Linked DNA regions of Homo sapiens: all the other regions are linked to region 1. Evidence: chromatin loops called from intact Hi-C (ENCODE). Cell type or tissue: B cell. All regions are shown on one strand. Region 1 has its middle 11 kb from the start of STK11. Region 2 overlaps ABCA7 (ATP binding cassette subfamily A member 7). Region 3 overlaps KISS1R (KISS1 receptor). Region 4 overlaps SBNO2 (strawberry notch homolog 2).

Region 1 (8,000 bases):
CGAGGTCAGGAGATCGAGACCATCCTGGCTAACACAGTGAAACCCCGTCTCTACTAAAAATACAAAAAATTAGCCGGGCGTGGTGGCAGGCGTCTGTAGTCCCAGCTACTCGGGAGGCTGAGGCAAGAGAATGGCCTGAACCCAGGAGGCGGAGCTTGCAGTAAGCTGAGATTGTGCCACTGCACTCCAGCTTGGGCGACAGAGCGAGACTCTGTCTCAAAAAAAAAAAAAAAAATTAGCCGGGCATGGGGGCACATGCCTGTAATCCCAGCTATTGAGGAGGCTGAGGCAGGAGAATTGCTTGAACCCGGGAGGTGGAGGTTGCAGTGAGCCGAGGTCGCACCATTGCACTCCAGCCTGGGCAACAAGAGCAAAACTCCATCTCAAATAAATAAATAAATAATAAAAAAATAAAAAATAAAGAGGGTGGGCATGATGGCTCAAGCCTGTAATCCCAGCATTTTGGGAGGCTGAAGCAGGTGGATCACTTGAGGTCAGGAGTTCGAGACCAGCCTGGCCAACATGGAGAAACCCTGTCTCTACTAAAAATACAAAAAATAAAATAAAATAAAATAAAATAAGCCAGGTGTGGTGGCGGGTGCCTGTCATCCCAGCTAACTGGGAGGCTGAGGCAGGAGAATCACTTGAACTGGGGAGAAGGAGGTTGCAGTGAGCCAAGACAGCTGCACTGCCCTTTAACCCAGGCAATAGAGTGAGACTATGTGTCAAAAAAAAAAAAAAAAAAGGACATTATTAGAGTTGGAAGGAAATGACCATAGGCCCAGGGTTCCACGGTCCAGACCACCACACACAACTGATGCAGGATATAACCGAGTCATTCCATCCCAGGTAATACCCAAGTACCCACGGGAGGATCAACATCCACGGAAAAGCCTGTGTACAAATTTCATAGTAGCAAATGCTTCTCCTATGCGTCTTTTTTTTTTCTTTTTTCTTTTTTTTTTTTTTGAGACAGAGTCTTGCTCTGTCACCCAGGCTGGAGTGCAGTGGCACGATCTCGGCTCACTGCAAGCTCTGCCTCCTGGGTTCAAGCAATTCTCCTGCCTCAGCCTCCTGAGTAGCCGGGACTACAGGCGCGCGCCACTGCGAGGCTAATTTTTTGTACTTTTAGTAGAGACGGGGTTTCACCGTGTTAGCCAGGATGGTCTCGATCTCCTGACCTCATGATCCGCCCGCCTTGGCCTCCCAAAGTTGTGGGACTACAGGCGTGAGCCACCGCTCCCGGACACGTCTGGCTAATTTTTTTGTATTTTTACTAGAGACGAGGTTTTGCCGTGTTCCCCATGCTGGTCTCAAACTCCTGGGATCCAGTGATCCACCCACCTTAGCCTCCCAACATGCTGGGATTACAGGTGTGAGCTACTGTGTCCGGCCCAAATTGTCTAATTTTTAAAAATAGTTTCTGGGTTATGGATCTGAATAAAGCGTGCAATTAGTGAACAGTTTATAAACCTCTTGTGTGCTTTTAATTTATTTTATTTTATTTATTTATATATATTTTTTGAGACAGAGTCTCGCTCTGTCACCCAGGCTGGAGTGCAGTGGTGCGATCTCAGCTCACTGCAACCTCTGCCTCCAGGGTTCAAGCGATTCTCCTGCCTCAGCCTCACGAGTAGCTGGGATTACAGGTACCTGCCAGTATGCCCGGCTAATTTTTGTATTTTTAGTAGAGATGGGGTTTTGCCATGTTGGCCAGGCTGGTCTCGAACTGCTGGCCTCAAGTGATCCTCCCTCCTGGCCCTGCACAGTGCTGGGATGACAGGCTGAGCCACCTCACCGGCCTCTTATGTGCCTTTTAATCTGCAGGTTCGCCCTCCCTCTCTCTTTCTGTGGTTTGTTTTTGTTTTTTTTTTTCTTTTTTTCTTTTGTATGAAACCCAGTTGTTTTTCCTGTTAAGTTTCCCACAGTCTAGAATTTGCTGATTTTTTTCTGTGATAATTTAAGTTTTTGAATAGTGATGCATTCCCGTGTCGTAAAACTGAAGAGTCAAAAGCATACCCAGACTGCAGCCGCTGGGGAAGAGTGTGGTAGCTCCACAAGAAGTTAAACGGAGGCGGGGTACGGGGGCTGGGCGTGGAGGCCGGGCGCAGGGGCGGATGCCTGCAACCCCAGCACGCTGGGAGGCCAAGGCGGGCGGATCACTTGAGGTCAGGAGTTTGAGACCAGCCTGACTAACATAGCAAGACCCCATCTCTACAAAAAATACAAAAAAATTAGCTAGGCATGGTTAACTGCTGTTTTTGTCAAGATGGGTTATTACTATGTTGCCCAGGCTGGTTTCAAACTCCTGTCCTCAACTGACTCAGAAGGATCAACTTAGCCCAGGAGTTCAACATAGCGAGACCCTGTCTCTACAAAAGAAATGTTAAAAAAATTAACCAGGCCTGGTGGCATGCACCTGTACTCCCAGCTACTTGTGAGGCTGAGGTGGGAGGACTGTTTGAGCCATGGAGTCTGAGGCTGCAGTGAGCTACGATTGCACCTGGAACCCAGGCCTCTCCCGTCTGGAACCCAGGCCCTCACCTACACTGTCAGCCCCTCCACCTGGAACTTGTAGAACTTACCTGTAAGCCCAGGCTTCACCTGAAACCCCAGTCCCCCACCTGGAACCCAGGCCCTCACCTACACTGTCAGCCCCTCCACCTGGAACTTTAGAACTTACCTGTAGCCCCAGCCTTCACCTGAAACCCCAGTCCCCCACCTGGAACCCAGTCCCCCACCTGGAACCTGGGCCTCCCCAACCTGTAACCCAGGCCCCCACCTAGAACCTGGGCCTCTGTGATCTGTAACCCAGGCCCTCATCTGGAACCTAGGGCTCTGTGGAAACTGTGGCACTCACATGTAAACCTGGCTTCCACCTGAAACCCCAGTCCCCCACCTGTAATCCAGCTTGGGTGAGACAGCAAGACCCTGTCTCAAAAAAAAAAAAAAAAAAAAGGCCGAGCACGGTGGCTCACGCCTGTAATCCCAGCACTTTGGGAGGCCGAGGCAGGTGGATCACAAGGTCAGGAGTTCAAGACTAGCCTGGCCAATACGGTGAAAACACGTCTCTAATAAAAATATAAAAATTAGCTGGGCATGGTGATGGGCGCCTGTAGTCCCAGCTACTCGGGAGGCTGAGGCAGGAGAATCCCTTGAACCGGGAGACAGAGGTTGCAGTGAGCCGAGATCGTGCCACTGCTCTCTAGCCTGGGCAACAGAGCAAGACTCCGTTTCAAAAAAAAAAAAGGGAATAAATGTCATGTTACATATATTTTATGAGAATTCTAAAATATATTTTATGGCAGGGCACAGTGGCTCACGCCTGTATTCCCAGCACTTTGGGAGTCTCGCTCTGTCCCCAGGCTGGAGAGCAGTGGTGCGATCTCGGCTCACTGCAACCTCTACCTCCCGGGTTCAAGCGATTCTCCTGCCTCAGCCTCCCGAGTAGCTTGGACTACAGGCGCCCGCCACCACGCCCGGCTAATTTTTTGTATTTTTAATAGAGACAGGGTTTCACCGTGTTAGCCAGGATGGTCTCGATCTCCTGACCCCGTGATCTGCCCCCCTCCCAAAGTGCTGTGATTACAGACGTGAGCCACCGCGCCCGGCCTATTATTTTTTACTTTTTTTTTTTTTTTTTGAGGCGGAGTCTTGCTCTGTTGCCCAGGCTGGAGTGCAGTAGCATGATCTCGGCTCACTGCAACCACCGCCTTCCAGGTTCAAGCGATTCTCCCGCCTCAGCCTCCCAACTAGCTGGGATTACAGGTGCCCGCCACCACGCCCGGCTAATTTTTGTATTTTTAGTAGAGATGGGGTTTCACCATGTTGGCCAGGCCGGTCCCGAACTCCTGACCTCAGGTGATCCACCCGCCTCAGCTTCCCAAAGTTCTGGGATTACATGCGTGAGCCACCGCGCCCGGCCTATTTTTCACTTTTTTTTTTTTAGCCGAATGTGGCGAGGACAGTTATCGGATTATTTGCAGCGGATCCTACACGTCCCCTCCTCCTGCCTCTTGCCCTGCGCTCCCGAAGGGGCCTCCGGACCCGGAGGATCTCACCGCGGGGCGGGGTCCACGGCGAGGGGGCTCGGCCAAGCGGGCAGCCTCGCGCACGCGCACTCAACCCGGACGCGGGCCTCTCCGCCGCAGCCCGCGCCCGCCACCTGGCGGCCACAGCGGTCCGCGCAGACCGCCGGCCCCTTTTCTATCCGCGACCGGATACCTGGCAGGGGTCTAGGAAAGACCCCTCTGGCTGCTGCGGGGCCAGTGCGTGCGAGGCTCGACCCCACTCCATTGCGTGGGGGGGCTGAGCTAGGTCCGTGAAGCGGGGCGGTTGCGATCAAGGCCCCGACTTTTTTTTTTTTTTTTTTTTTTTTTTTTTTTTTTTGAGACGGAGTCTCGCTCTGTCGCCCAGGCCGGACTGCGGACTGCAGTGGCGCCATCTCGGCGCACTGCAACCTCTACCTCCCGGGTTCAAGCGATTCTCCTGCCTCAGCCTCCCGAGTAGCTGGGACTACAGGCGCCCGCCACCGCGCCCGGCTAATTTTTTGTATTTTTAGTAGAGACGGGGTTTCACCTTGTTAGCCAGGATGGTCTCGATCTCCTGACCTCATGATCCACCCGCCTCGGCCTCCCAAAGTGCTGGGATTACAGGCGTGAGCCACCGCGCCCGGCCAAGGCCCCGACTTTTAGACCACTAGTGGAGGAGGTCTGGGACACGGGTCTGCGGCCAGAGAGAGGCCAGGAGGGAGGACTGGCGGGCATTTCTCCGCAGGGTGGGGGTGAACGGGGGCCTGGGCATCGGAGCCGGGGGGAACGTGGGGTCAGCGAGGGGTTCTAGGGGAGGAAATGGTAGGAGAGCTCCTGCCCTGCAGGCTGGAGGGCAGGATCTGTGTGTTTGGGGGGAGTCATGGGTGGGTAGGAGAGATGACAGGTGACAGCCTGGAGGAAGAGATGGAGGGAGGCTTGAGCCCTGGGCGGGGCTGGCAGAAGCCCCCACCTATAACTTGGGACCTCTGAACCTGGAACCCAGCCCCCACCTGGGACCTGGGCCTCTCCCATCTGTAACCCAGGCCCTCACCTAGAACCTCTGAACCTGGAACCCAGCCCCCACCTGGGACCTGGGCCTCTCCCATCTGTAACCCAGGCCCTCACCTAGAACCTGGGACCTCTGAACCTGGAACCCAGCCCCCACCTGGGGCCTGGAACCTCCACCAGGAACTTGTGCCCCCCTCTTTGGAACCCTTGCCTTCACCTGAAAACCCAGTTACCGGCTGGGCGCGGTGGCTCACGCCTGTAATCCCAGCACTTTGGGAGGCCAAGGCGGGCAGATCACGAGGTCAGGAGATCGAGACCATCCTGGCTAACACGGTGAAACCCCGTCTCTACTAAAAATACAAAAAATTAGCCAGGCGTTGTGGCGGGCGCCTGTAGTCCCAGCTACTCGGGAGGCTGAGGCAGGAGAATGGCGTGAACCCGGGAGGTGGAGCTTGCAGTGAGCCGAGATTGCGCCACTGCACTCCAGCCTGGGCAACAAAGCAAGATACCGTCTCAAAGAAAAAAAAAAGGAAAACCCAGTTCCCCACCTAGAACCCAGGCCCCGACCTGAAACCTGGGCCCCTCCACTTGTAACCAGGGACCCCCACCTAGTATCTGAGCCTCTCCCATCTGTAACCCAGGCCTTCACCTAGAACCTGGGCCTCTGCAAGTGTAACCTGGGGTTCCTACCAGGAACCTGAGGCCCTCATGTGTAACCTGCGGCCCCCGACCTGGAGCCTGGGCCTCTCTCATCTATAACCCAGACCCTCACCTAGAACCTGGGCCCCTGCAACTGTAACCTGTGGCACTCACTGTAAGCCCGGACTTCACCTGAAACCCCAGTCCCGCACCTGTAAACCTACACCCCGCCAGGAACCTGGGCCTCTCCAACCTATAATTGAGGCCCTCACCTGTAACTTAAGCCCACACTTGTAACCTGGGGCTCTCTGCTATAACTTGGGGCCCCCACCCATAAGCCAGTTCCCTTAACAGAACCTGCAGTTTGGTGAGGATGAGAGAATGCAAAGAAAGCATTTTCCCCAGGACTACCATAAATAGTCATAAGCATCACTTTTTCCTATTACCATAGCATTACCATTTGTCACGGTTTACCCACCCGAGGTCACTCTGCCTCTTTTTCACTTTATTTTTTTTTTATTTTTATTTTTTTGAGATGGAGTCTCTCTCTGTCGCCCAGGCTGGAGTGCGGTGGCGCGATCTCGGCTCACTGCAAGCTCCGCCTCCCAGGTTCACGCCATTCTCCTGCCTCAGCATCCCGAGTAGCTGGGACTACAGGCGCCCGCCACCGCGCCCGGCTAATTTTTTGTATTTTTAGTAGAGACGGGGTTTCACCTTGTTAGCCAGGATGGTCTCGATCTCCTGACCTCATGATCCACCCGCCTCGGCCTCCCAAAGTGCTGGGATTACAGGCGTGAGCCACCGCGCCCGGCCAAGGCCCCGACTTTTAGACCACTAGTGGAGGAGGTCTGGGACACGGGTCTGCGGCCAGAGAGAGGCCAGGAGGGAGGACTGGCGGGCATTTCTCCGCAGGGTGGGGGTGAACGGGGGCCTGGGCATCGGAGCCGGGGGGAACGTGGGGTCAGCGAGGGGTTCTAGGGGAGGAAATGGTAGGAGAGCTCCTGCCCTGCAGGCTGGAGGGCAGGATCTGTGTGTTTGGGGGGAGTCATGGGTGGGTAGGAGAGATGACAGGTGACAGCCTGGAGGAAGAGATGGAGGGAGGCTTGAGCCCTGGGCGGGGCTGGCAGAAGCCCCCACCTATAACTTGGGACCTCTGAACCTGGAACCCAGCCCCCACCTGGGACCTGGGCCTCTCCCATCTGTAACCCAGGCCCTCACCTAGAACCTCTGAACCTGGAACCCAGCCCCCACCTGGGACCTGGGCCTCTCCCATCTGTAACCCAGGCCCTCACCTAGAACCTGGGACCTCTGAACCTGGAACCCAGCCCCCACCTGGGGCCTGGAACCTCCACCAGGAACTTGTGCCCCCCTCTTTGGAACCCTTGCCTTCACCTGAAAACCCAGTTACCGGCTGGGCGCGGTGGCTCACGCCTGTAATCCCAGCACTTTGGGAGGCCAAGGCGGGCAGATCACGAGGTCAGGAGATCGAGACCATCCTGGCTAACACGGTGAAACCCCGTCTCTACTAAAAATACAAAAAATTAGCCAGGCGTTGTGGCGGGCGCCTGTAGTCCCAGCTACTCGGGAGGCTGAGGCAGGAGAATGGCGTGAACCCGGGAGGTGGAGCTTGCAGTGAGCCGAGATTGCGCCACTGCACTCCAGCCTGGGCAACAAAGCAAGATACCGTCTCAAAGAAAAAAAAAAGGAAAACCCAGTTCCCCACCTAGAACCCAGGCCCCGACCTGAAACCTGGGCCCCTCCACTTGTAACCAGGGACCCCCACCTAGTATCTGAGCCTCTCCCATCTGTAACCCAGGCCTTCACCTAGAACCTGGGCCTCTGCAAGTGTAACCTGGGGTTCCTACCAGGAACCTGAGGCCCTCATGTGTAACCTGCGGCCCCCGACCTGGAGCCTGGGCCTCTCTCATCTATAACCCAGACCCTCACCTAGAACCTGGGCCCCTGCAACTGTAACCTGTGGCACTCACTGTAAGCCCGGACTTCACCTGAAACCCCAGTCCCGCACCTGTAAACCTACACCCCGCCAGGAACCTGGGCCTCTCCAACCTATAATTGAGGCCCTCACCTGTAACTTAAGCCCACACTTGTAACCTGGGGCTCTCTGCTATAACTTGGGGCCCCCACCCATAAGCCAGTTCCCTTAACAGAACCTGCAGTTTGGTGAGGATGAGAGAATGCAAAGAAAGCATTTTCCCCAGGACTACCATAAATAGTCATAAGCATCACTTTTTCCTATTACCATAGCATTACCATTTGTCACGGTTTACCCACCCGAGGTCACTCTGCCTCTTTTTCACTTTA
Region 2 (8,000 bases), 140 kb before region 1:
TGGCTAATTTTTGCATTTTTGGTAGAAATGGGGTTTCACCATGTTGGTCAGGCTGGTCTCAAACTCCTGACCTCAGGTGATCTGCCTGCTTCAACCCTCAAAGTGCTGGGATTACAGGCGTGAGCCACTGCGCCCGGCCGCACCTGGCCTACGTTCTTAACCCTGATCTCTGTCTGCCGGGACAGTCCCCTCACAGGTCACCAATGCCTCTTCCCCAGGGAGACTGGGGTGGGGCGTGAGCCGGGGCTCCCTGAAGCACCCCTTTGTCCACACAGGCACTCCTCAGCTGCTGGCCCTGGTACAGCACTGGGTGCCCGGGGCACGGCTGGTGGAGGAGCTGCCACACGAGCTGGTGCTGGTGCTGCCCTACACGGGTGCCCATGACGGCAGCTTCGCCACACTCTTCCGAGAGCTAGACACGCGGCTGGCGGAGCTGAGGCTCACTGGCTACGGGATCTCCGACACCAGCCTCGAGGAGGTGTGAGGCCTGGGTGGTGGTGAGGTGGGGCCAGGAGGAGGGCTTCCTGGAGGAGGTGGTGTTTTGAAGGATGAATAGCGTGTTTATGAGCAGCAAGGACATTCAGGGAGGAGGCATGGCACATGAGGAGCTCTGGTGGCTCAGATGTCCCTTGGGAAGGCCTGGGGGACCCATGGTGTAGGAGGGGTGGGGGGCTCACAAGCCCCCAGTTCTCCCTGTCGGTGTCCAGTCTCTGAGCCCCTGCTTGTCTCCCCAGATCTTCCTGAAGGTGGTGGAGGAGTGTGCTGCGGACACAGATATGGAGGGTGCGGCCACAGCTCCCTGACCCCTGACCCCAGTCCAGAGTGGGACCAGAGGCCAGGTCCCCATCCCTGGCTTAGTGTGGCCCAAGGCATAGCCTTTACCCTATACCTGATTCCTGATCCCCCAATCCGTGACCCTCAACTTTGACCCTGACCCCTGATGGCCCTGCAGATGGCAGCTGCGGGCAGCACCTATGCACAGGCATTGCTGGCCTAGACGTAACCCTACGGCTCAAGATGCCGCCACAGGAGACAGCGCTGGAGAACGGGGAACCAGGTAAGTCCTTCCCAGTGGCCCTGGGGTCCTCCCAGCCACCCCCCCACAGCAGCGTGAGCACTGACCCTCTCATCCCTCACAGCTGGGTCAGCCCCAGAGACTGACCAGGGCTCTGGGCCAGACGCCGTGGGCCGGGTACAGGGCTGGGCACTGACCCGCCAGCAGCTCCAGGCCCTGCTTCTCAAGCGCTTTCTGCTTGCCCGCCGCAGCCGCCGCGGCCTGTTCGCCCAGGTGAGGAGGGCTAGCACCAGGGAGTCGCATGGGAGTCCCTGAGTTCCCTACCCTGGCCGTCCACTCAGTGGCCTAATCCAAACCCTTACCCCCGTGTGTATTCCCAACCCAAAGCACATTTATTGAGGGCACTGGGGAGCCATGGGTGGTTGTAGAGCAGGAGCAGGGACAGGTGCAAGCAAGCCTGGAGGGTGGATGGAAGCAGCAGCTGATGGGCTGGTCCCCCAGATCGTGCTGCCTGCCCTCTTTGTGGGCCTGGCCCTCGTGTTCAGCCTCATCGTGCCTCCTTTCGGGCACTACCCGGCTCTGCGGCTCAGTCCCACCATGTACGGTGCTCAGGTGTCCTTCTTCAGGTGGGTGCAGAAGGAAGGGGCTGGTGGCAGGAAGACTAGGGACCTGGGGGTACAGCCCTGACCCTACATCTCCCCTCACACACAGTGAGGACGCCCCAGGGGACCCTGGACGTGCCCGGCTGCTCGAGGCGCTGCTGCAGGAGGCAGGACTGGAGGAGCCCCCAGTGCAGCATAGCTCCCACAGGTGAGGCGTCTTGTTGGCCTGGACCTTTCCCCTCTCTGGCCTCAGTTTTCCCATCTGGTCCCTGGCCAGGGAGCCTCAGGGGGCACCTGGAGCATCCCCTGTGCCCACCTGGGAGCTGGGAGCCTCTGTGGCTCCAGGAACCCCCAGAAGCTGGGTGCCCACAGACCTTCACCTTGACCCTGCAGCGCCCTTGAGTGTGCACAGCCCATTGTCTGCAGGTTCTCGGCACCAGAAGTTCCTGCTGAAGTGGCCAAGGTCTTGGCCAGTGGCAACTGGACCCCAGAGTCTCCATCCCCAGCCTGCCAGTGTAGCCGGCCCGGTGCCCGGCGCCTGCTGCCCGACTGCCCGGCTGCAGCTGGTGGTCCCCCTCCGCCCCAGGCAGTGACCGGCTCTGGGGAAGTGGTTCAGAACCTGACAGGCCGGAACCTGTCTGACTTCCTGGTCAAGACCTACCCGCGCCTGGTGCGCCAGGGGTGAGCCATGCCCTGGGACTCAGTTTCCCTGGCTATAGCATGGGTCCTTGGGTTGCTGGGGCTGGTGTGGTCCTGGAGGAGGAAGTGGAGGGGTTGGATGCCCAGCTTGGGGCTACGGGCTGGGAGTCTCGCGTACCTTCCTTTCCTCTTTTTTTTTTTTTTTTTTTTTGAGATGGAGTCTCCCTCTGTTGCCCAGGCTGGAGTGCAGAGGTGTGATCTCAGCTCATTGCAACCTCCACCTCCCAGTTTCAAGCGATTCTCCTCCCTCAGCCTCCCGAGTAGCTGGGATTACAGGCACGCACCACCACTCCCGACTAATTTTTGTATTTTTAGTAGAGATGGGGTTTCACCGTGTTGCCAGGCTGGTCTCGAACTCCTGACCTCAGGTGATCCACCCGCCTTGGCCTCCCAAAGTGTTGGGATTACAGGCAGGAGCCACCGCGCCCGGCTTTCTTTCCTGTTTTTGTCCACCCTTGACTCTGTGCTCCCCTCTCACCATCTCTCTCTCTGTCCCACATCCCTGTCTGCCTGTGTCTCTGTCCATCTCTCCCACAGCCTGAAGACTAAGAAGTGGGTGAATGAGGTCAGGTGAGGAGGGGTCTAGCTTGGGGTCCCCTGCCCCAGTTCCACTCCCATGCCCTCTGCCTGCCCCCTGGGAGCTCTCCCGGCCCCCCCGGCCCTCAGCTCCCCTTCCCTGCCTGCATGGCCCCACAGATACGGAGGCTTCTCGCTGGGGGGCCGAGACCCAGGCCTGCCCTCGGGCCAAGAGTTGGGCCGCTCAGTGGAGGAGTTGTGGGCGCTGCTGAGTCCCCTGCCTGGCGGGGCCCTCGACCGTGTCCTGAAAAACCTCACAGCCTGGGCTCACAGCCTGGATGCTCAGGACAGTCTCAAGGTGGGAACTGGGGGGGCAGGTGGGCGTCCTGTCACAGCAAGGTCCAACCCCATTGCTCTGACCCTATGACCTTGACCCCCACCCAGATCTGGTTCAACAACAAAGGCTGGCACTCCATGGTGGCCTTTGTCAACCGAGCCAGCAACGCAATCCTCCGTGCTCACCTGCCCCCAGGCCCGGCCCGCCACGCCCACAGCATCACCACACTCAACCACCCCTTGAACCTCACCAAGGAGCAGCTGTCTGAGGGTGCACTGTGAGTCCCTCCACCCTGCATGTCCTACCCTGCACGTCCTACCCTGCCTCCATTTCTCTGTCGTTTGGGGTGGTGGGAGCTGGATTTGAACCCTGACACACTCTTGCTTTATAAATGGGGGATAGAAACTGTTCCTCTGCTCCCTAAGCCAGGGAAATGGGACCTCCTCAGACTCAGCGGGCCCCAGCCTCCCCCACACATCCTCATCCCACCAACCTTTATCCTGCCTGAGACCTGTACAACCTCTGCTGCCAAATCCCAGGCACCCTCATCCCTAAATTGCCCCTGCCATCTCTGCCACTGCTGACTGCCCCATAGACCTTTGTCCCATCAATGGCGTGTTCAGCTCTGCTCTGAGCAACCCATGCACCCTCACCCTACAACAGCTCTCATGTCTTCACCTCCAGGATGGCCTCCTCGGTGGACGTCCTCGTCTCCATCTGTGTGGTCTTTGCCATGTCCTTTGTCCCGGCCAGCTTCACTCTTGTCCTCATTGAGGAGCGAGTCACCCGAGCCAAGCACCTGCAGCTCATGGGGGGCCTGTCCCCCACCCTCTACTGGCTTGGCAACTTTCTCTGGGACATGGTGCGGGGGCTGCTTGGACGGGTGGGGGCCCAGCCACTGCTTGCCACTGCCCTGTCTGGCCCCTTGTAGGCAGGGGCTTGTCCAAGATGGCCTGGGTAAAGTCTTGAGGATTGTGGGAGACTTTGTGCCTTCCTACTCAAAAAGCAAGGAGGTCAGGGTGGGAACAGGGCTGAGGGTGGCAGTGCCCACCTCTTTAGGCTGATAAAGGTAACTGCCATCTCCAATGCAGTGTAACTACTTGGTGCCAGCATGCATCGTGGTGCTCATCTTTCTGGCCTTCCAGCAGAGGGCATATGTGGCCCCTGCCAACCTGCCTGCTCTCCTGCTGTTGCTACTACTGTATGGGTGAGGCCCCCAGTCCCTCAGGGCCTATTCTTACTGACCCCTTACTGCCTTCCACATTAATGCTGCTGAGATAGAACTCTGCAGTGACTCCCAAGGAGAGGATATGGAGGTCTGAGGTGATGCCGTGTGTGATCCAATTCAGTGGTGTGCCAAGGTGGCCTTAAAAGCTCATCTTATCCTGACTCATATTAGTAGAGTTCTAAGGCAGCCCATGCCTGTAATTCCAGTACTTTGGGAGGCCGAGGCAGGAGGACTGCTTGTGGCCAGGAGTTTGAGACCAGCCTGGGAAACATAGAGAGACCCACCTCTAAAAAAGAAAGAAAGAGAGAGAAAGAGAAAGAGAGAAAGAAAAAAAAAAAAACAGAAATGTGCTTTGGGTGAAAATGTCAAGGTCTAAGGCAGAGAAGATGGGAATGGAGATTTTTATTCCTCTCAGGGCTTCTCAGTCTGAGTGGTTACTCCAGTGACTCCTATTGTCCCTTCAGCTGGTCGATCACACCGCTCATGTACCCAGCCTCCTTCTTCTTCTCCGTGCCCAGCACAGCCTATGTGGTGCTCACCTGCATAAACCTCTTTATTGGCATCAATGGAAGCATGGCCACCTTTGTGCTTGAGCTCTTCTCTGATCAGGTGGGGCACCACGAGGCTGGGGCTTGGGCTGGGTTGGGTCGTTGGACTCAGCCCCTGACCAACATCCGTCTCCCACCCTTGAGCAGAAGCTGCAGGAGGTGAGCCGGATCTTGAAACAGGTCTTCCTTATCTTCCCCCACTTCTGCTTGGGCCGGGGGCTCATTGACATGGTGCGGAACCAGGCCATGGCTGATGCCTTTGAGCGCTTGGGTGAGAACTTCCTGTCAGGTGGGGCCATGGCTACAGATAGCTAGCACCCTTGGAGACCTAGAGTTAATTATACAGAGTGGAGAAAAACAGCCCCCCAGGGAGACAGCCAGGGTTCTTAGGTGGCCCTAAGGTTGGGCCAAGTTGGAGGTACAAGAAAGCAGCCATAAAAAGCTAATTCTTAGATTACATCACAAGAGGCCTCTTCTGTTTTCTATGCCAATTAGACTCCAGCTGAGTGGCCTATCCAATTTGTGTTCCTTTCCCTTAAGAATCCAGAGTGACATGGATGGAGAAAGGGCCAGAAACCAAGACTCTCATGGACCCAGTCCCTCCTTTCTATATCCACAGGAGACAGGCAGTTCCAGTCACCCCTGCGCTGGGAGGTGGTCGGCAAGAACCTCTTGGCCATGGTGATACAGGGGCCCCTCTTCCTTCTCTTCACACTACTGCTGCAGCACCGAAGCCAACTCCTGCCACAGTTAGTGAGGTCTATGGAGAGGGTGGCAGGGGCCAAGGACCTACTTTAAGCCCACAGATATTCTGTCCCCAGGCCCAGGGTGAGGTCTCTGCCACTCCTGGGAGAGGAGGACGAGGATGTAGCCCGTGAACGGGAGCGGGTGGTCCAAGGAGCCACCCAGGGGGATGTGTTGGTGCTGAGGAACTTGACCAAGGTAGGTGTGGTCAGGTCGACTGCTGGGTGGGGGGTGCTCCCACTGGCCCACTCACCTTTCTGAAAGACCTGCACTCTCCCAGGTATACCGTGGGCAGAGGATGCCAGCTGTTGACCGCTTGTGCCTGGGGATTCCCCCTGGTGAGGTGAGTCCAGGGGTGGAGGCCAGGTGCAGGGACAGTGAGTGGCTGCCCTACTGCATGCCCTGCCCATCATCCTTTACTGAACACCTACTGTGTATCCACCACCTTTTATTGGGCACCTACTGTATGCCAATATTTGTGCTCCTATTTTTATTTTATTATATTATTATTTATTTATTTATTTATTTATTTATTTATTTGAGATGGAGTCTCACTCTGTCTCCCAGGCTGGAGTGCAGTGGTGGGATCTCAGCTCACTGCAAGCTCCACCTCCCGGGTTCATGCCATTCTCCTGCCTCAGCCTCCCGAGTAGCTGGGACTGCAGGCGCCCACCACCACGCCCGGCTAATTTTTTTGTATTTTTAGCAGAGACGGGGTTTCACCGTGTTAGCCAGGATGGTCTCCATCTCCTGACCTCGTGATCCACCCGCCTCAGCCTCCCAGAGTGCTGGGATTACAAGCGTGAGCCACCACACCTGCCCTATTTTATCTTTTTTTAGAGACGGAGTCTCACTCTGTCGCCCAGGCTGGAGTGCAGTGGTGAGATCTCGGCTCACTACAAGCTCCACCTCCCGGGTTCACACCATTTTCCTGCCTCAGCCTCCCAGGTAGCTGGGACTGCAGGCGCCTGCCATCACGCCTGGCTAATTTTTGTATTTTTAGTAGAGACAGGGCTTCACCATATTAGCCAGGATGGTCTCGATCTCCTGACCTCATGATCCACCCGCCTCAGCCTCCCAAAGTGCTGGGATTACAGGCGTGAGCCACTGCGTCTGGCCTGTGCATTTATCTTGAGCCAACAAAACCTCATTAAGCACCTACTGCATGCTTACCTCTGTTAAACACACACTGTGCTCACTAAAGAGGTGTACTGAATACTTTTGTGTCCATCAACGTTTATCAAATACCAATAGAATTTATTGGACCCCTATTGTATACACATCTACATCAAGCACTTGCTCACAGCCAGCATTTATCAGGCACCTGCTTTGTACCAGTTCACATTCAAGCACCTACTATATACAAATGTATTTGCTGTGTGCCACTTATTGGCCACCTACTAGGGCTGGTACACATCTGCAAACAAGTGCTGTTTGTTAGCACACATTGCAGTATATATATATATTTTTTTTTCTTTTTTTTTCTTTTGAGATGGAGTCTCACTGTCACCCAGCTTGGTGTGCAATGGTGTAATCTTGGCTCACGGTAACCTCCGCCTCCCAGGTTCAAGCGATTCTCCAGCCTCAGCCTCCCGAGTAGCTGGGACCACAGGCACATGCCGCCATGCCCAGCTGATTTTGTATTTTTAGTAGAGACGGGGTTTCACCATGTTGGCCAGGCTGGTCTTGCACTCCTGACCTCAAATGATCCACCCACCTTGGCCTCCGAAAGTTCTGGGATCACATGTGTGAGCCACCATGCCCGGCCTTTGTTTTTTTCTTTTTTTTTTTTTTTGAGACAAAGTCTCGCTCTGCCACCCAGGCTGGAGTGCAGTGTCACGATCTCGGCTCACTGCAACCTCTGCCTCCCAGGTTCAGGCGATTCTCCTGCCTCAGCCTCCTGAGTAGCTGGGATTACAGGCGCCCGCCACCACAACCGGCTAATTTTTGTATTTTTAGTAGAGATGGGGTTTCACAATGTTGGTCAGGCTGATCTTGAACTCTTGACCTCAGGTGATCTGCCCACCTCGGCTTCCCAAAGTGCTGGGGTTACAGGTGTGAGCCACTGGGCCTGGCCCACAGTATATCTTTACTAAGCACCTACTGTGTGCTGGCCAACCTCTCTACCTTGGGCTGACTGTGCACCTAGCCTAAGTACACACAGTGTGCCAGGAAACATATGGAGAGCTCATGCCCTGATATTTGTTGAGCACTGCTGCACACGACCTTTATAGGGTACCCACTGTGTGCCAAAAGCCATTCCCTGCTAAGTGACAGCTTTATGCCTCGCTACATACCCCAATATCTGCCT
Region 3 (8,000 bases), 270 kb before region 1:
GGAGGGTGGGGAGTGTGGCACATGGAAACCTCGACCTGGCCACTCGCGGGGCTCGCCCCGGTGCAGCGCGGGCCAACGGCTCGGTGTCAGCTGAACAAAGGGCTGGGGGAGGGGCTGGCTTGGCCCGCGGGCCTTAGTTTGCGACCCCTGCCCCGGTGGCTCTCTGAGCCTGTTTATGCATTTGTGTCCTGGGGTCCCCTATCACACACAGCTGTGAGCCCAGTCGGTGGCTGCTGGGCCGGCACCATTGTCTCCAGTTTGCAGTTGTGGAAACTGAGGCTCAGAGGGTCAGGGGCCTGCTTAGGCTCCCCCAGCCCGGACAGGGCCCAGCAGAACCGATTTCTGCCGGAATGGCCAGGAAATCCGAGCCGGAGGCGTAATGTTTGAGATGTAAGGGGGAATTACTAGAAGGCGCCCCAACTTCTCCGCCCGAGGAGGCCAGGGGCGCTGGGGGAGGGGGGGGCCTCCCTGAGCCATCCTGCTGGTCACTCGGACCAAGGTGGGGGCCAGGGGTCAGGGCCAGGAGCGCTGGGCGGTTCCCGCGGCCAGTGGCGCCCACGCCCAGCGCCCGCGCATCCCCACCGCAGCCAACCTGGCGGCCACGGACGTGACCTTCCTCCTGTGCTGCGTCCCCTTCACGGCCCTGCTGTACCCGCTGCCCGGCTGGGTGCTGGGCGACTTCATGTGCAAGTTCGTCAACTACATCCAGCAGGTGCGCTCCGGAGCAGGAGGGGAGAGGGCGCACTTGGGGACGGGCGGGGGTGCGCTCCGCAGTGGGAGGGGAGGGGACGCACTTGGGGACAGGCGGGAGTGCGCTCCGCAGTGGGAGGGGAGGGGATCGTACGTGGGGACGGGGAGGGGGGGTGCGCTGCGGAGCAGGAGGGGAGGGAGCGCACGTGGGGACGGAGGGAGATGCACTCAGAAGCTGGAGGGGAGGGGGCGCATGGTGGGGCGGGGCAGGGGTGCACTCTGGAGCAGGAGGGGAGGAGGCGCACGTGGGGACGAGGAGAGGGGATGAGCTCCGGAGCGGGGGGCGGGCGCATGTGGGGAGGGGGAGCCCACGTGGGAAGGGAGGACGGACCTTGGGCGGGGCGCGAGGCAACGCATAGGAGAACCAGGGGCTGGGGTGCCCAGCTTGCGGGAAGGGGCTGGGCGGTGGTGCAGCCTAGAACTGGAGTGGGGGGCGGGAATGGGGGAGGGATGCAGACGGGGACCCGGGTCACTGGTGAGGAAGGGCTACTGAGGCCCTGAGGCTTCTTGCCCCGCCTGTCCCTCCATCCCACGCAGCCCCCCTGTCTCAGACTCGGGGTATCAGCCGCCCCCCAAGGGCTCCCTCACTTCCCCAATCCTCCTGCCCTCCTCTCCCAGTCTCCCCACCTTCTGTCCCCTCAACCCGCACTGGACACTCCTCCCAGGACACTTCCCGTGTATGTGCCTGAGTGTTCGCACACGTAGGGGGATCAGCAGGGCGGGCGGACAGGGCAGGCTCCCAACCGCGCAGGTGGCCACACGCCCGGCTGGCGGCTCCCGCAGGTCTCGGTGCAGGCCACGTGTGCCACTCTGACCGCCATGAGTGTGGACCGCTGGTACGTGACGGTGTTCCCGTTGCGCGCCCTGCACCGCCGCACGCCCCGCCTGGCGCTGGCTGTCAGCCTCAGCATCTGGGTAGGTGAGTACAGCTCAGGGGCCTCACGGGAGAAGGCGGACACGTCCTAGTGCCCTGGGCGCCCGGAGCCACCTGCCGCCTCGGTCCAGCATCTGGAAAATGGGCGCAATAGCTCTGCCTGCCTAGGGCCAGCGAGGCTGCAGACGGGGCGCCCGGGCCTTTGCAGGGTGGCTGGGTGAACGCCTCCCGGGGAGGCACGTGGGGGACCGCTGGTTCCCCGAGCGGGGTCTTCATCCTGGCTTGTGGCACAGGCTCTGCGGCGGTGTCTGCGCCGGTGCTCGCCCTGCACCGCCTGTCACCCGGGCCGCGCGCCTACTGCAGTGAGGCCTTCCCCAGCCGCGCCCTGGAGCGCGCCTTCGCACTGTACAACCTGCTGGCGCTGTACCTGCTGCCGCTGCTCGCCACCTGCGCCTGCTATGCGGCCATGCTGCGCCACCTGGGCCGGGTCGCCGTGCGCCCCGCGCCCGCCGATAGCGCCCTGCAGGTGCGCGGCGTGGGTGGGAGGACAGCAAGGCTGGGCGGGCGGGGAGGCACCGTGGTGGGAGGCGCCGGTGGGGGCATCTGCGCGGGCAGGGACAGCCCAAGGGGTCCAGGAGGGGCGGTGCGAGGGGATGAGCTGAGCCGGGCCCCAGCCTTTCGTCTAACCACCTTCACGGCACCCCCCCAGGGGCAGGTGCTGGCAGAGCGCGCAGGCGCCGTGCGGGCCAAGGTCTCGCGGCTGGTGGCGGCCGTGGTCCTGCTCTTCGCCGCCTGCTGGGGCCCCATCCAGCTGTTCCTGGTGCTGCAGGCGCTGGGCCCCGCGGGCTCCTGGCACCCACGCAGCTACGCCGCCTACGCGCTTAAGACCTGGGCTCACTGCATGTCCTACAGCAACTCCGCGCTGAACCCGCTGCTCTACGCCTTCCTGGGCTCGCACTTCCGACAGGCCTTCCGCCGCGTCTGCCCCTGCGCGCCGCGCCGCCCCCGCCGCCCCCGCCGGCCCGGACCCTCGGACCCCGCAGCCCCACACGCGGAGCTGCTCCGCCTGGGGTCCCACCCGGCCCCCGCCAGGGCGCAGAAGCCAGGGAGCAGTGGGCTGGCCGCGCGCGGGCTGTGCGTCCTGGGGGAGGACAACGCCCCTCTCTGAGCGGACCCGGTGGGAATCCGAGCGGCTCCCTCGGGAGCGGGGACTGCTGGAACAGCGGCTATTCTTCTGTTATTAGTATTTTTCTTACTGTCCAAGATCAACTGTGGAAATATTTTGGTCTCTTGTGACGTTCGGTGCAGTTTCGTTGTGAAGTTTGCTATTGATATTGAAATTATGACTTCTGTGTTTCCTGAAATTAAACATGTGTCAACACAGGACTTTCTGGATCATTCCAGAAAGTGTCAGACGTTTTCTCATTGTCTTGTAGTTGACTGTCACTGTGTACGATTCATTCCACTTTTTTTTTTTTTTTTTTTTTTGAGACAGTGTCTCATTCTGTCACCCAGACTGGAGTGCAGTGACGCGATCTCCGCTGACTGCAACCTCTGCCTCCCGGGTTCAAGTGATTCTCCTGCCTCAGCCTCCCGAGTAGCTGGGATTACAGGCGCCCGCCACCACGCCCGGCTAATTTTTGTATTTTAATAGAGACGGGGTTTCTCCATGTTGGCCAGGCTGGTCTCGATTTTCCTGACCTTAAGTGATCCCCATGCCTCTGTCTCCCAAAGTGCTGGGATTACGGGCGTGAGCCACCGCGCCCGGGGCCTCATCCCACTTTTAGAGAGACTAAAATGTGAAAACAGACAGTGCAAATGCCCATCAATCAACGAGCAGATAAAGAAAATGTGGCGCGCGCGCACACACACACACACACACACACACACACAGAGAAGACTACTACTCAGCCATAAAGAGTAATGAAATGGCATTCACACAACCTGGCCGGAGTTGGAGACCACTACTCTAAGAAACTGGAATGGGAAACCAAACATCCTATGTTCTCAGCCTCCTGCCTCAGCCTTCCGAGTAGCTGGGACTACAGGCGCCCGCCATCACGCCCGGCTACTTTTTTGTACATTTAGTAGAGACGGGGTTTCACCATGTTAGCCAGGATGGTCTCGATCTCCTGACCTCGTGATCGCCCGCCTCGGCCTCCCAAAGTGCTGGGATGACAGGCCGTGAGCAAAACTCATTTTCAGGTGAGACGGCGCCACCTAGCGGCCGCCGGCGCTGGCCCCGCCCCTAAGAGCCCGCCCCCCCTCCCCTCCCGCCGGCCGCAGTCCCGCAGGTGCCCGGCAGATGGCACGCGCGGCCCGCGGAGGTTTCGCGCCTTCTTTTCTCGCCTCCAGAAGTCCCAGAGGTGCCCCGTGCCCAGGGCGCGGTGTCGCTCCTTCGGATCCCAACCTGGACCCCCGGTTGGAGGTATCCCCGCTGTGAAGTGGGGCAATCAGAGGCACATTGTGAATTATCCCGGTCTTAGGCACTTTACTTTTGAGGGCCCCTTCTATGAAAACGTTATTCAAAATGGTAATTTATTCTACAATATTCACCGTCAAAGAAAAAAAGAAGAAAAAGATACTTTATTCTGCTTCATGTCCTGGAAGAGGGGTAAAAATGATATTTTATATCTGCGTCAGTATAAAGAGAGATATAACAGGCTGGATTCATTATATATGATTTTTTTTTTTTTTTTTTTTGAGATGGAGTTTTGTTCTTGTTGTCCAGGCTGGAGTGCAGTGGCGCGATCTTGGCTCACTGCAACCTCCGCTTCCCAGGTTCAAGGGATTCTCCTGCCTCAGCCTCCCAAGTAGCTAGGACTACAAGCCTATGCCACCACACCAGGCTAATTTTTGTATTTTTACTAGAGACAGGATTTCGCCATGTTGGCCAGGCTGATCTCAAACTCCCAGCCTCACGTGATCTGCTGACCTCCACCTCCCGAGGTGCTGGGATTACAGACGTGAGCCACTGTATTTTATTTTTTGAGACAGTCTTGCTCTGTGGCCCAGACTAGAGTGCAGTGGTGTGATCATGGCTCACTGCAGCCTCGACCTCCTGGGCTCAAGCAATCCTCTTGCCTCGGCCTCCCGAGTAGCTGGGACTACAGGTGTGTGCCACCACAATTGGCTAATTTTTGTATTTTTTGTAGAGATGGGGTCTTGTTACGTTGCCCAGGCTAGTCTCAAACTCCGGGGCTCAAGAGATCCTCCTTTCTCAGCTTCCCAAAGTGCTAGGATTACAGTCTTGAGCCACGGTGGTCAGCCTTAATTTTTTTATTTTATAAATTTTTTGTGGAGACAGGGTCTATGCCCAGGCTCATCTTGAATACCTAGCCTTAGGCCATCCTCCCGCCTAAGCCTCCCAAAGTCTGGGATTACAGGCGTGAGCCACTGTGCTGAGCTCTCTTCTTTTTTTTTTTTTTTTTTTTGAGACAGAGTCTCCTTCTGTCTCCCAGGCTGGTGTGCAGTGGTGTGATCTTGGCTCATTGCAACCTCCGCCTCCCAGGTTCAAGCTATTCTCCTGCCTCAGCCTCCCGAGTAGCTGGGATTACAGATGCCTGCCACCATGTCCGGCTAATTGTTTTGTATTTTTAATAGAGGCGGGGTTTCACCATGTTGGCCAGGCTGGTTTCGAACTCCTGACCTCAAGTGATCCACCTGCCTTGGCCTCCCAAAGTGCTGGGATTACAGGTGTGAGCCACCAGGCCCAGCCCTAGTTTGGGCTTTTTAACCTGCAGAGCTGTGGGAGCGGGATCTGGGGGGTTTTATGAGGATGTCCCCTACCTGAGTGCAGAGTAGAGAACCGGTCCAGTGACCAGCAGGGTTGGGGGAGGATCACGCTGTTTTTGTGTGGGGGAGGTTCCCAAAGCCCCAGGCGCCCCCAGGAGATGGTCTGGCTGGGAAACCTTCAGAGCTAGGGCTGCTGTGCCCCCAGGAGATGGTCTGGCTGGGAAACCTTCAGAGCTGGGGCTGCTGTGCCCCCGGTAGATGGTCTGGTTAGGAAATGTTTAAAGCTGGGGCTGCTGTGCCCAATGCACAGCTTGAGAAAGAGACTGGGAGAGGTCTGTACTGATCTAAATCCACACTGCTGCCTACCCCTGCGGGGCATGAGGGCATCTGGAATATGGTGGAGCCAGCTAGTCTGCGTAGACATTCCCGGCTCCCTCTCTGGGCTAAAAATAGGAGCCCCCTCACTGCAGGCAGCTGCCATCCTGCATCCCCTCACCCCCCTGCGCGGCCCCTTTGGGGGAAGCTGCAGCCAGCTACCCGGATCACAGCTTCCTCCTGGGAAACGGGTAGGGGCTCTACCCTTCCTGCCCTGGGGGTAATTATGCCCCCACCCTGTGCCCTTCCCTTTGAACAAAGGGCAGCCTAATCCAGAACAGGATGGTGAAAGGGTTGAATTAACATTGGCCCATTTTATAGAGGGATAAACTGAGGCACAGACAGGCCCATGCACCTGCCCTCCAGGTGCCTTTCGGGTCTGCTGGCCTCCAGGTGCTCCATCGTAGGTGGGAGGGACTTCCTGCACCTTCAGACCTGAGCTGGGTCCTGGCCCGAGAAGGGGGTACTCCCACACCCCTTTATCCCGCTGCAGGGAGCGTCTCTCCAAAGCACCCCCAACCTGGGGCAGGTGTCTCAGGCCTCTCCATCGGAGATAGGGGTGGCAGCTGGGTTTGGTGTTTAATATAGCCTTATGGTGGAGGCCTCTCAGACACCTGCCGCCATTAGGTTACACGTGGCCCTGGGGCTGGAAGGCTGGATTCAGGCCTTGTTGTCGGGGGCAGCTCTCCTGCCGGCAGTTTTTTGTTTTGTTTTGTTTTTGAGGTGGAGTCTCACTGTGTCACCCAGGCTGGAGTGCAGTGGCGCGATCTCGGCTCACTGCGACTTCCACCTCCCGGATTCAAGCGATTCTCCTACCTCAGCCTCCCAAGTAGCTGGGACTACAGGCGCGCGCCACCATGCCCGGCTGATTTCTGTATTTTTAGTACAGATGGGGTTTCACCTTGTTGGCCAGGCTGGTCTCGAACTCCTGACCTCTGATGATCCGCCCACCTCCGCCTCCCAAGGTGTTAAGATGACAGGCGTGAGCCACCGCGCCGGCCCCGGTTGCAGTTTTGTGGAGGGAGGAGGTGCAACTAGGTGGAAGGACAGAGAGAAAGTTGCAATGCCGTGTGCTAGTCTAGGGAAAGGGGAGGGAGACGACTACAACCCCGCCCCCAACACTCAGGACCGGGGACCCGAGCCCGCCAGAGACCCTCCACAAGTGAGGGTCCCCCGGGGTGGCCCCTGCCCGCCCTCCAGGCTCCCCTGGGGCTCACGTCCGGGCTGGAGCCTGGGCCTCTGCGCTTAGCCCCCTGGGGTCGCTTCCCGCGCACACAGCTCCCTGCAGAGCACGCGTCCCCCTCCCGACCGCCTTCCTTGCACCCCGCTCGGTGCCTCAGTTTCCTGCTCTGCGCAGTGGCGACAAGAAGGTTGCCAACTACAGAGAGGAGTGAGGGCTGGAGACGTGCAGGGACCTCCCTGGAGGGAGGCGCGGGGCACGTGGTTGGGCAAGCGACCGCTCAGACCGTGTAAGTCATCACCACCTTCACGGGGGGGTGGTGGGCAGCCGAGCTCCCGACGCTGGTGACAGCCGGGCCGGGCAGGGTCGTCCTGGTTTCACAAAGGGGCTCCGGGTCCCAGCGCGCACCTCCCCACGCCCGCGCCGAGCCCCCGTCTGCAGCCCGTCCCTCCCCAGAGGGAGGCCGGCGGGACCCTGGTTCCCTCCCTCCGACGCCGCCCGCCCAGCTCTGCACCGGGTCTTTCAAGCCCATTTCTCAGACTTGGAAACGGCGGCTCCGGAGAGTGAAGTCACTCTCTCAGGGTCTCTCCGTCTAAGGGGCGAAGGTGAAACTCCGAGTCCACGAGGCCCAGCGTAGGTGCTCCGTAAGAAGGGAAGAGACTTGGTCCCGGATCTGGCTCCGATGCCTCCGGCCAGCCCGCCCAGGCGGAGCCCCAGTCAGTCCCCTCTTCTTCCCCCGGGGCGCTCCCGCCCCAGCCCCTGCCCCCGGCACCCTCTGCGCTTGGGGCCGCGTCGCGCACTTTGCCCACCGTCCCTAGGCCGGGGGCGGGGCCTCCCGCGGCGCTGTTCCCCTTCCCGTTTATTATTTATTATCCTTTAAAGGGGCCGCGACCTGAAAATTTCCGTCCACTCTGCCCGGCTCCCCAGCGCCCCCGGGCTGGTTGCGCGTCGTCAGACCGCGGGAGGGGGGCGAGGGGGCGTGCGGGGAAAAGTGGGGAGCCCTGGCGAGGCCCTCCCGCGCCCGGGCCGCGGCGCTGAATCACCGGCCAGGTATTTGCATCCGAGAGCGACTCGTCCCCTGGTGAT
Region 4 (8,000 bases), 81 kb before region 1:
GGGACACAGGGCCGCATGAGCCTGGGCGGGGTCAGGGCCGGCAACCCGAGCGAAAGCTGCGCCCGGCGGCCGCCTACCCGGTGGAACTTGCGGCGGAGGCTGTCCAGGGCCTCCAGCTGGCTCTGCCGGCCGATGTTGGGCTTGTACACCGTGAAGAACTGGCCGCGGTTCTGCTCCGCCAGCAGGCAGCTGGGCTTGTTACCGCGGACCTGCGGAGGGGGGCGTTGAGGCCGCGCCCCGGTCCGCCCCCCGCGGGCCCTCCTCTGGGGGGGTAACCCCGCCCGACCCCACCTTGTAGGAGAGGTAGAAGCCGTCATAGGGGCCCGTCAGCGCCAGCGACTTGGCAAAGGCGTCCTCCCACTTCAGGCCGCGGTCCACGCTGATCTGCCACGGCACGGGGTGGGGGGGTGTGAGTGTGGTGGGGGCGGGGTGGGCAGAGTGTGAGGGGCTGTGGGGCTTCCTGCTGACCTTGTAGAAGACCACCTGCCCGTCCTGCGGGTGCCCGGGAGCCAGGAACACCTGCTGGCTCTCCTCGTAGATCTCCTCGATACCGGGAGCAAGGTCTAGGGGGGCGGGTGGAGGGTAAGTGGTGTCCAGGCCTGGGACTGTGGGCTGGGGCCAGGGTCAGTCCCGTAGCCGGGGCGCACCCTAGAGACGACCCCCCGAGAGCACAGGAGAGGGTGTCCTGGATCCTGGCCTGACCTGGCCCAGCGTGGGGATGGTGCACGTGGGCCCCAACCTGGCAACCGCTCAGGTCCTAGGTAACCCCGAGCAGGCTGTGGGGGATCGTGGGAGCCTGGGGGCCGCTCAGGTCCTATGTAACCCCGAGCAGGCTGTGGGGGATCGTGGGAGCCTGGGGGCCGCTCAGATCCTAGGTAACCCCAAGCAGGCTGTGAGGAGATTGTAGGAGCCTGGGGGCTGCTCAGGTGCTGGGTGACCCCAAGCAGGCTGTGGGGGATCGTGGGAGCCTGGTTGGCTGCGGCACTGCTCATGAGTGAAGTAGCCATGGCCCGGACCCGACCCTCATCTGGACACAGGGAAGTGGTCCTGATGGACAGGCCTGGCCCCATGAGGCTGGAAGCACAGGCTCGCCGGCCTTTCGTTCACAACAATGTAGCAGGTGCCCCGTGAAGCCTGGGGATGAGCATGGTGGGCAGCGTGCACCAGCCTGGGCACCTTCCAGAGACGTGCACGGTGATCCCACGAGCCCTGTGCCTGCATCCGCCCAGTCTCACCCAGTACCCTCGCTCACCCAGGATGCATGGCGCTTCCACGAGCCCCTTGCCCACCTAGGCCCTCGCCGTGCTCACCCACAATGCACGGTGTTCCCACGAGCCCCGAGCCCACCTGGGATGCCCGGCGTTCCCACGAGCCCCTCGCCCACCCGGGATGCACGGTGTTCCCACGAGCCCCTCGCCCACCCGGGATGCCCGGTGTTCCCACGAGCCCCGAGCCCACCCAGGATGCATGGCGTTCCCACGAGCCCCGCACCCACACCCACCCACACCACACCCCGGCACCTGTGCTCACCCAGGATGCCCATGTCGTATTTGCCCTCCCGCTTGTCCATCTCGATGAGGTGGTCGAAGGTGTCTGAGAAGTACTGGAACAGGGCGTTCTGCTTGTGCACCTCCAGCCCCAGGATGCGGTTCAGGAACTTGGTGATGGAACAGTCTGGTAGGGGAGGGAGCCAAGCCTCAGGCTGCGCTGGGAATCCCTCTCCCTGCTTTGCTCACCACCCGAGGCCAAGGTTGCATGAGATGAGAGACAGGAGCGCCTCTGGGCCTGGGTGTGGGGCACTCACCCTTCTCCACGTCCAGGCAGCCATTCCGGGACTCCCGGCCACCAATGCCCACAGACAGCAGGCCCTGCTTCATGTCTGCGGGGAGAGGGGCCTCACATGCTGGTCTTCCCACCCCTGCCCCTCCCTCGAAGCCCCTAGCTCCTTTTCCAGAGACCAGCAGCTCCCTGGGGGGCTGGGGAGCAGCTGCAGCCTAGGGCCAGGGCCAGGGCCAGGAGCGGAGCCTTTTGCCTGACTTACAGGAGTGAGAACAGCATGTTCTTGGGGAGTAAACCCAAACCCCAGGCCCCTCAGCTGCCCTGGAAACCCACCCGGCAGCTGCTGGGGGCCGCCTTGGCTCCCTTTGCCTTCACAGCCCTCTCTGTCCGTGTGTGGGGAGGGGTCACTCAACACACAACCGGCCTACAAAGCCTGCTGCCCCAGCTGCTCTGGAGCCCAGTGCTCTGCAACCCCTGCCCCTCCCAGGAAGACCCCCACCAGCCCAGCTTACCCCGGAAGAAGGTGGGGACCCCTCCAGGGTATCCCTGGGGCACAGGCACTTTGTTCTCAGTCTGGCTCAGGATGGTGGTGAGGACACAGTGCAGGGCCCGGGTGCCATACTAGGGGGAGAAGGTGACTCGGGGAGGAGGCCCAGGGAGGAGGCTGGCTTTCCCTGGACCCCTGCCTCCCCAGAACCCCACCCTCCCCTAGGCCCCTGGACCCTGCCCTCCCCTAGACTCCTAGACCCCACCTCCCCCAGCTCTCAGCCACCTCCTCCCCGGGGGTCCTAGACTGGGTCCTCCCCCAGACCCCTGGATGCCACCTCCCTGAGCCCCTAGAAGCCCCCTTCCCCCCTGGGGGTCCTAGACCCGGCCCTCCTCCAGACCACTGAGCCCCACGTTCTCCAGCCCCCATCTACCCCCTCCCCCAGGCTCTTAGATCCGGCCCTCCCTAGACCCCTGCCCCTGCCCCGCCCCCCAACCCTGCCTTCCCTGCAGTACCTTGTTCTCAAAGTTGTACTTGCTGAGGTCACGGGACTCCGTGGCGCGGCGGTCTCCGTGGGTCAGGGCCCCCTGCCAGGGGTGGGGAGGCCATCAGTTGGTCACCTGGGGTCTGGCCTCTAGCACCCCACAAAGCTTTGGAGAGCCTTCCTGGGCCTGTCCCTGGTTCTCAGCCCCACCCCCACCTGCTCACCAGACTCTCCAGGCGCTTGGCCACGATGGAGGCGAACCGGCGCTCCCCGGCCAGCTCCGAGATGAGGAAGACATACTCTGGCGCGGAGACCTGGTTGGACCGGTGGGTGCGGCCTGGGGGCAGAGCTGCTCTCAGGGCCCGGCCAGGCGGGGGCGGGGCCGAGACCATGTTGGGGGCGGGGCCAGGCAGCGCTGGGGGCGGGGCCGGACTCACCGAACTGCTGGATGGCGCGGTCGGCGCTCCACGGCAGCTCCAAGGTCATGTGCACGCGGCGCCGCTGGTTCTGGACACGGCGGTCGGCTTGGAGGGAGACACCCGAGCTGGAGGCCTCCGAGATGATGGCCACGAGCTAGGGGGAAAGAAGGGGCCGGGACACGGTTGGTGCAAGGCCCGCCCCAGCGTTGCCGCCACCTCCTCACCCACTAGGCCCCCGCTCCAGGTCACCAGGACGTCCCGGGGCAGCGAGAGGCCTGCGGGGCGCGGACACCACCCGCCACACGGCCACTCGCGCCCGCACCTGGCACACACACACTCCAGAAGTGCGCGGGTCCACAGTCCCCGGGGACCCTTGGGCCCCTCTGTGCCTCTTGGGTCCCGTGGGCCGCGCCCAGTGCACTGCAGCCCCGCACCTTCTCGCCGCTCATGAAGCGCTGCTTCTCCCTGAGGTTCACGTGGTCGATGGACAGACCCTGCTCTGCCCGCGACTCGAAGGCCACCGTCCCGTCGGGCCTGGACACCACGCGGCCTTTCCTGCCGGTCATCTGCAGCCGAGACAGGGACAAAACCGGCCGTCAGTGTTGTGGCCTCGCAGGAGTCTGGCCACCCGTGTCTCAGCTTCCCTATGTCCTACAGTGGTCATGGGCTCCCAGCTGTGCACGGGAGGTGGGGGTGCTGGGAAAGGGAGGGCGGGACTGCTGGACCCAGGCGATGTGTGCCTGTCCAAGGCCTGGTATTATCAGCCAGCCGGCGCCACGAAGTGAAAAAGTGAAGCTGGGCGGGGGCAGGGAGTAGGAGGCCGCAGAACCAGGCCCAGGGGCTTGTGTCCTGGCCCTGGGCACCCCAAGGGGTGCGTTCAGGCAACGATCTAAGCAGAGGCCTGCGCAGGCCAGGCTGGGGGATCTGGGGCTTAGAGGGATGGGGCAGGCCGTCCACAGGAGGTCGTGGCCTCCCGGGCCGAGCTGGACAGCACGCTGCTGCCCCAGGGCTCCCCAAACGCCCCCTCCTCGCAGGGCCGCGGAGACGCAGAGTGACCAGCAGGGGCCACCAGAGCTGCACACAGCCTGCGTGAAGCCCCACCCACTGCCCATGCCCCGCCCACCACACTCCAGCTGCCACGTCCCACCCACCTCCGCCACCCGCTGGGGGCCGCCCAGCTGGTCGATGAGCTCGTCCAGGGTGTTGACTGGCAGTTCCCGGCCCAGCCGCCGCACTTTGTCCAGCAGATCCTGCTTCAGCCGCTCCACCCGCTCCAGGACCCCGGGGCCATGCGGGTCTCTCTGCAGGAGGCACAGGGGTCCTAGGGAGGAGGTGGAGGGTCAGGGCAGGACATGTTGGCTGCCTTCTAGGGCCCACCTAACTCAAGGCTGGCCCCTGGAGGGCAAGGACAAGGGGCCCGGGGCAACCCTGAGGGACGGCAGGGTGGCGGGGAAGCCCGGCACCGTGGCCCAGGACTGCTTTTCTGCACTTGTCTCCCTGAGACCAGCTGGGGCGAGACTAAGCCTCCTGTCGCGGACCAAACACTGTGACCTCACTGCCTCCACAGGGGTAGGGACTGCCCAGCCCCAAGCCCCAGCTCTGCCTCTGACCAGTGGTATAACCCCTGACCTCCCCTCTCTGGGCCTCAGTTTCCCCCATCTGTAAAGTGGGCACCATAGCAGCAGCTGGGCTCAGGTGGGCTGGACTGAGGGCTACAACCTGGGGTGGGTGGTGACCGCCAGGAGGCCGGGGGAGCCTCAGGCTGGAATCCTGACCCAGAGGTGGCTGCTCAGCCTGGACTGGAATCCTGACCCACAGGTGGCTGGCCAGCCTGGGCAAGCCCTCACCCCGGTCGTCACTGGGGAGCCCGACTGCATCAACGATGACAACGTCGTCATCCACCAGGGACTCGGGGGAGGAGTTGAAGTCGCTGTCCAGGCCAGGGTCCGACTCCGTGCTGCTGTCGTCACTGATGCGGATGACGCCCGCTGTCTCGCACGCCAGCCGGGGGGCTTTGGCCCCGCGTCCCCGAGGTCGCCCTGCAGGGAAGGACAGGGTCACCGAGGGCCAGACCGCAGCAAGGTGGAGGAGCAGGTGGAGGAGACGCAGCAGGACAGAGCAAGGCCAGTGGTCCGAGCTGGGGAGGTCCATCCGAGAACCCCCTGCCTCTGGGCAAGCAGCTCAGCTGTTCTCCAGGGACGCCCTCTAGGGAACCCCGTGCCCTGTGGCCAGGAGGGTACGGTGTGGGGGGCCATATTTTATTTATTTATTTTCTTTTGAGACGGAGTCTTACTCTGTCGCCAGGCTGGAGAACGGTGGCATCTCACTGCACTCTCTGCCTCCTGGATTCAAGCGATTCTCCTGCCTCAGCCTCCTGAGTAGGTGGGATTACAGGCGCCCACCACCACGCCTGGCTAATCTTTTGTATTTTAGTAGAGATGGGGTTTCACCATGTTGGCCAGGATGGTGTCGATCTCCTGACCTCGTGATCCACCTGCCTCAGCCTCCCAAAGTGCTGGGATTATAGGCGTGAACCACCACGCCTGGCTTATTTATTTATTTTTGAGATGGAGTTTCACTCTGTTGCCCAGGCTGGAGTGCAGTGGTGCGATCTCAGCTCACTGCAACCTCCACCTCCCGGGTTCAAGCAATTCCCCTGCCTCAGCCTCCTGAGCAGCTGGTATTACAAGCATGCACCACCACACCTGGCTAATTTTTCTATTTTTAGTAGAGATGGAGTTTCACCATGTTGGCCAGGCTGGTCTCAAACTCCTGGCCTCAGGTGATTTGCCCGCCTCAGCCTTCCAAAGTGCTGGGATTACAACAGGCGTGACCCACTGCACCTAGCCAATATTTTATTTTTATTAATTTTTTTGAGACAAGAGTTTTTTCTGTCACCCAAGTTGGAGTGCAGTGGCATGATCTCGGCTCACTGCAATCTCCACCTCTCAGGTTCAAGCGATTCCCCTGCCTCAGCCTCCCAAGTAGCTGGGATTATAGGCGTCCACCACCACGCCCAGCTAATTTTTGTATTTTTAGTAGAGACAGGGTCTCACCATGTTGGCCAGGCTGGTCTTAAACTCCTGACCTCAGGTGATCCACCCGCCTCGGCCTCCCAAAGTGCTGGGATTACAGGCGTGAGCCACCACGCCCAGCCAACGGGACAATATTAATAAACCCATATCCAACGTCCTTTCAGGCCTGGCCAGTATGGTGGACACGCGGGGTGCCTGGGGAGGCCACACACCAGACTTCGACAGGCAGCTCTGGGCTTCCCTGTGACAGAAGCCTGGGGGTTATCAATGGGCTCCCCAAGGGACCGTGGAGACCCTGAAAACGGAAGGTGGGAGGGGTCTCGCTCAGCACCCGCGTCCGTGTCCCGCCCCCCGGGTCTCGCTCGGCACCCACGTCTGTGTCCTTCAGGCTGTCTGTTGCTTCCTCTTCCCTAAGCGTTCCATGGCAGGGTCCACGCAAGACCTGCCACTGGCAGCGGAGCCTTGAGCCTGCCTGGCACGGACAGGACCTGCATTTGGCTGAGTGGACGGGGGAGTGGGGGAAGCAGGGAGCGACCAGCCAGCCCCCGGGGGGAGAAAGCAGAGGGGCAGGGGTGGGTGGGGCCATGGGGGGCAGGGCTTACGTTTCCGCTTGCTGCCCGCTCCTCTGTCCCGCTTTCTCTTGGTGGACGGAAAGTGCTTCTGAATTAGCGACAGGAACACGCCTCTGAAAGTGAGACGCGGAGTTTATTCTCACACGAGGAGCTGAGGCCAGGCGGGGTTGCTCTCCAGGAGCTGGACGCACCCCTGGGTCCCTGTGGGGGTCCCGGACAGGACCGGGCCTGGGCAGAGGGTCTCCTGTGTGGAGTGGGCTGGGGAGGACTGGGGGCTGCCTGTGAGCTCTCCTCTGGCCTCCTGGTGTCACAGGGCCACCTCGGCCACCAGGCTTCCCCCGCTCTGAGGAATGTGGCCGGATATGATGATGGCTCCCAGGACAGGGGCAGGGGGCAGGGTGAAGGGGTAGCTGGGGGCATTGGGGAGCTCCGACCCCCAGGCAATGGGGGGATCTAGGGGGGCTGCTGTGACCCTCCCGGGGCATTCTCAACCAACAGGGGAGAGGCTGGGGCTTCAGACAGCTGGGAGGGCCAGCCCCTAAAATCCACAGCCCCCTTGTTAAAACGGCACAGATGCAGGAAGCCTCCTTCTGAGACCCCTGGAGACCATGTCCCAAACCTTCCAGGCCCACCATGCCTGGGGTCCACCTCCAAGCCTCTGCTTTAGACCTGGAGCAGCGGTGAAGGCCTCTGTGGCTGAGGCTGGGGGCCCAGCAAAGCCCACCCCAGCACCTCCTGCTGCTGGGGCCAAGGGGCAGGGTCAGGCCACAGGTGGCCACAGAGAGGGGTGGCCATGAGCGCAGGAAGCCCACAGTCCTGTCCCCACCGTGACACTTACTCAGCGGCCGAGACGAAGCAGTTGAGGTGCCCATCGTTCTCCCCCAGCACCTCCCGCGTGCGCGCCTCGCCCGTGGACTGCAGCCCGATGACCACGCACTGTGGGACGGCAGAGGACTGTGAGCCACCAGCCCTGCTGTGGGGCCTCTGTGGGGCCAGAACCTGCCAGGCCTGGGGTGATGGCCACATCCCTCACTCTGCTGCTGTGCTCGCCTCCCCAGGAGGGGCCACGGCCCCCCTACAACACACACTGCTGGGTGGGGGTCTGCCGGCTGCCTGTCTCGGGATGGTGAGCTGCCCACTGTGTGGTCACACTCCGCTGTTCTGACACCCTGGCTGGCTCTGATTGGAAGACGGACATCCGGGCGTCTCTCACCCACCAGGGTG

Evidence for each region. Hi-C counts contacts between places; a loop is a spot of excess contacts. Peaks named below come from ENCODE experiments on the same cell type or tissue, not always from the same donor. Only the 100,000 strongest peaks of a DNase experiment are listed, where the experiment ranks them.
Region 2: a loop joins it to region 1, with 7 times the contacts of the local background. A loop is called at or near these places in 13 of 110 quality-filtered maps.
Region 3: it touches region 1 in a loop (8-fold over the local background); 27 of 110 quality-filtered maps call a loop at or near these places.
Region 4: it touches region 1 in a loop (15-fold over the local background); 104 of 110 quality-filtered maps call a loop at or near these places.

The regions. Positions count from the first base shown.
Region 1 is chr19:1,190,513-1,198,512 of GRCh38, forward strand. No RefSeq gene overlaps it. Among named protein-coding and RNA genes, the nearest start is that of STK11, 11 kb to the right of the region's middle. RefSeq lists a silencer at 4,021-4,250. In B cell, CTCF peaks have their summits at 4,185 (motif pointing left) and 4,415; a DNase peak (open chromatin) is centred at 4,139; H3K4me3 peaks cover 720 bases; H3K27ac peaks cover 421 bases.
Region 2 is chr19:1,053,054-1,061,053 of GRCh38, forward strand. It overlaps ABCA7 (ATP binding cassette subfamily A member 7), which reads left to right. Exons shown (of 47, transcript NM_019112.4): 24 at 276-478; 25 at 735-783; 26 at 953-1,057; 27 at 1,140-1,288; 28 at 1,517-1,641; 29 at 1,727-1,825; 30 at 2,044-2,298; 31 at 2,854-2,886; 32 at 3,013-3,190; 33 at 3,277-3,446; 34 at 3,854-4,031; 35 at 4,261-4,376; 36 at 4,862-5,006; 37 at 5,093-5,216; 3 more. Among named protein-coding and RNA genes, the nearest start is that of ARHGAP45, 10 kb to the right of the region's middle. RefSeq lists an enhancer at 3,131-3,630. In B cell, no CTCF peak of the experiment used is centred here; DNase peaks (open chromatin) are centred at 4,458 and 5,113; H3K27ac peaks cover 392 bases.
Region 3 is chr19:917,957-925,956 of GRCh38, forward strand. It overlaps KISS1R (KISS1 receptor), which reads left to right. Exons shown (of 5, transcript NM_032551.5): 2 at 588-712; 3 at 1,534-1,669; 4 at 1,918-2,150; 5 at 2,334-3,049. The coding sequence ends at 2,792. It also overlaps a transcript of ARID3A not described here. Among named protein-coding and RNA genes, the nearest start is that of ARID3A, 4.1 kb to the right of the region's middle. RefSeq lists enhancers at 951-1,891, 1,892-2,831 and silencers at 1,963-2,352, 2,583-2,652, 3,879-3,958, 6,939-7,028, 7,119-8,000. In B cell, CTCF peaks have their summits at 63, 3,827 (motif pointing left) and 4,029; DNase peaks (open chromatin) are centred at 1,835, 2,385, 3,915, 7,755 and 3 weaker places; H3K4me3 peaks cover 4,363 bases; H3K27ac peaks cover 1,413 bases; H3K27me3 peaks cover 1,298 bases.
Region 4 is chr19:1,109,215-1,117,214 of GRCh38, forward strand. SBNO2 (strawberry notch homolog 2) reads right to left here. Exons shown (of 32, transcript NM_014963.3): 16 at 7,615-7,712; 17 at 6,807-6,889; 18 at 5,017-5,208; 19 at 4,321-4,490; 20 at 3,604-3,735; 21 at 3,188-3,323; 22 at 2,975-3,087; 23 at 2,782-2,853; 24 at 2,292-2,400; 25 at 1,805-1,879; 26 at 1,531-1,674; 27 at 469-563; 28 at 292-384; 29 at 78-209. Among named protein-coding and RNA genes, the nearest start is that of GPX4, 9.2 kb to the left of the region's middle. RefSeq lists enhancers at 1,626-2,545, 2,546-3,465, 3,466-4,385, 7,694-8,000. In B cell, a CTCF peak has its summit at 4,205 (motif pointing right); DNase peaks (open chromatin) are centred at 682, 958, 3,357, 4,287 and 5 weaker places.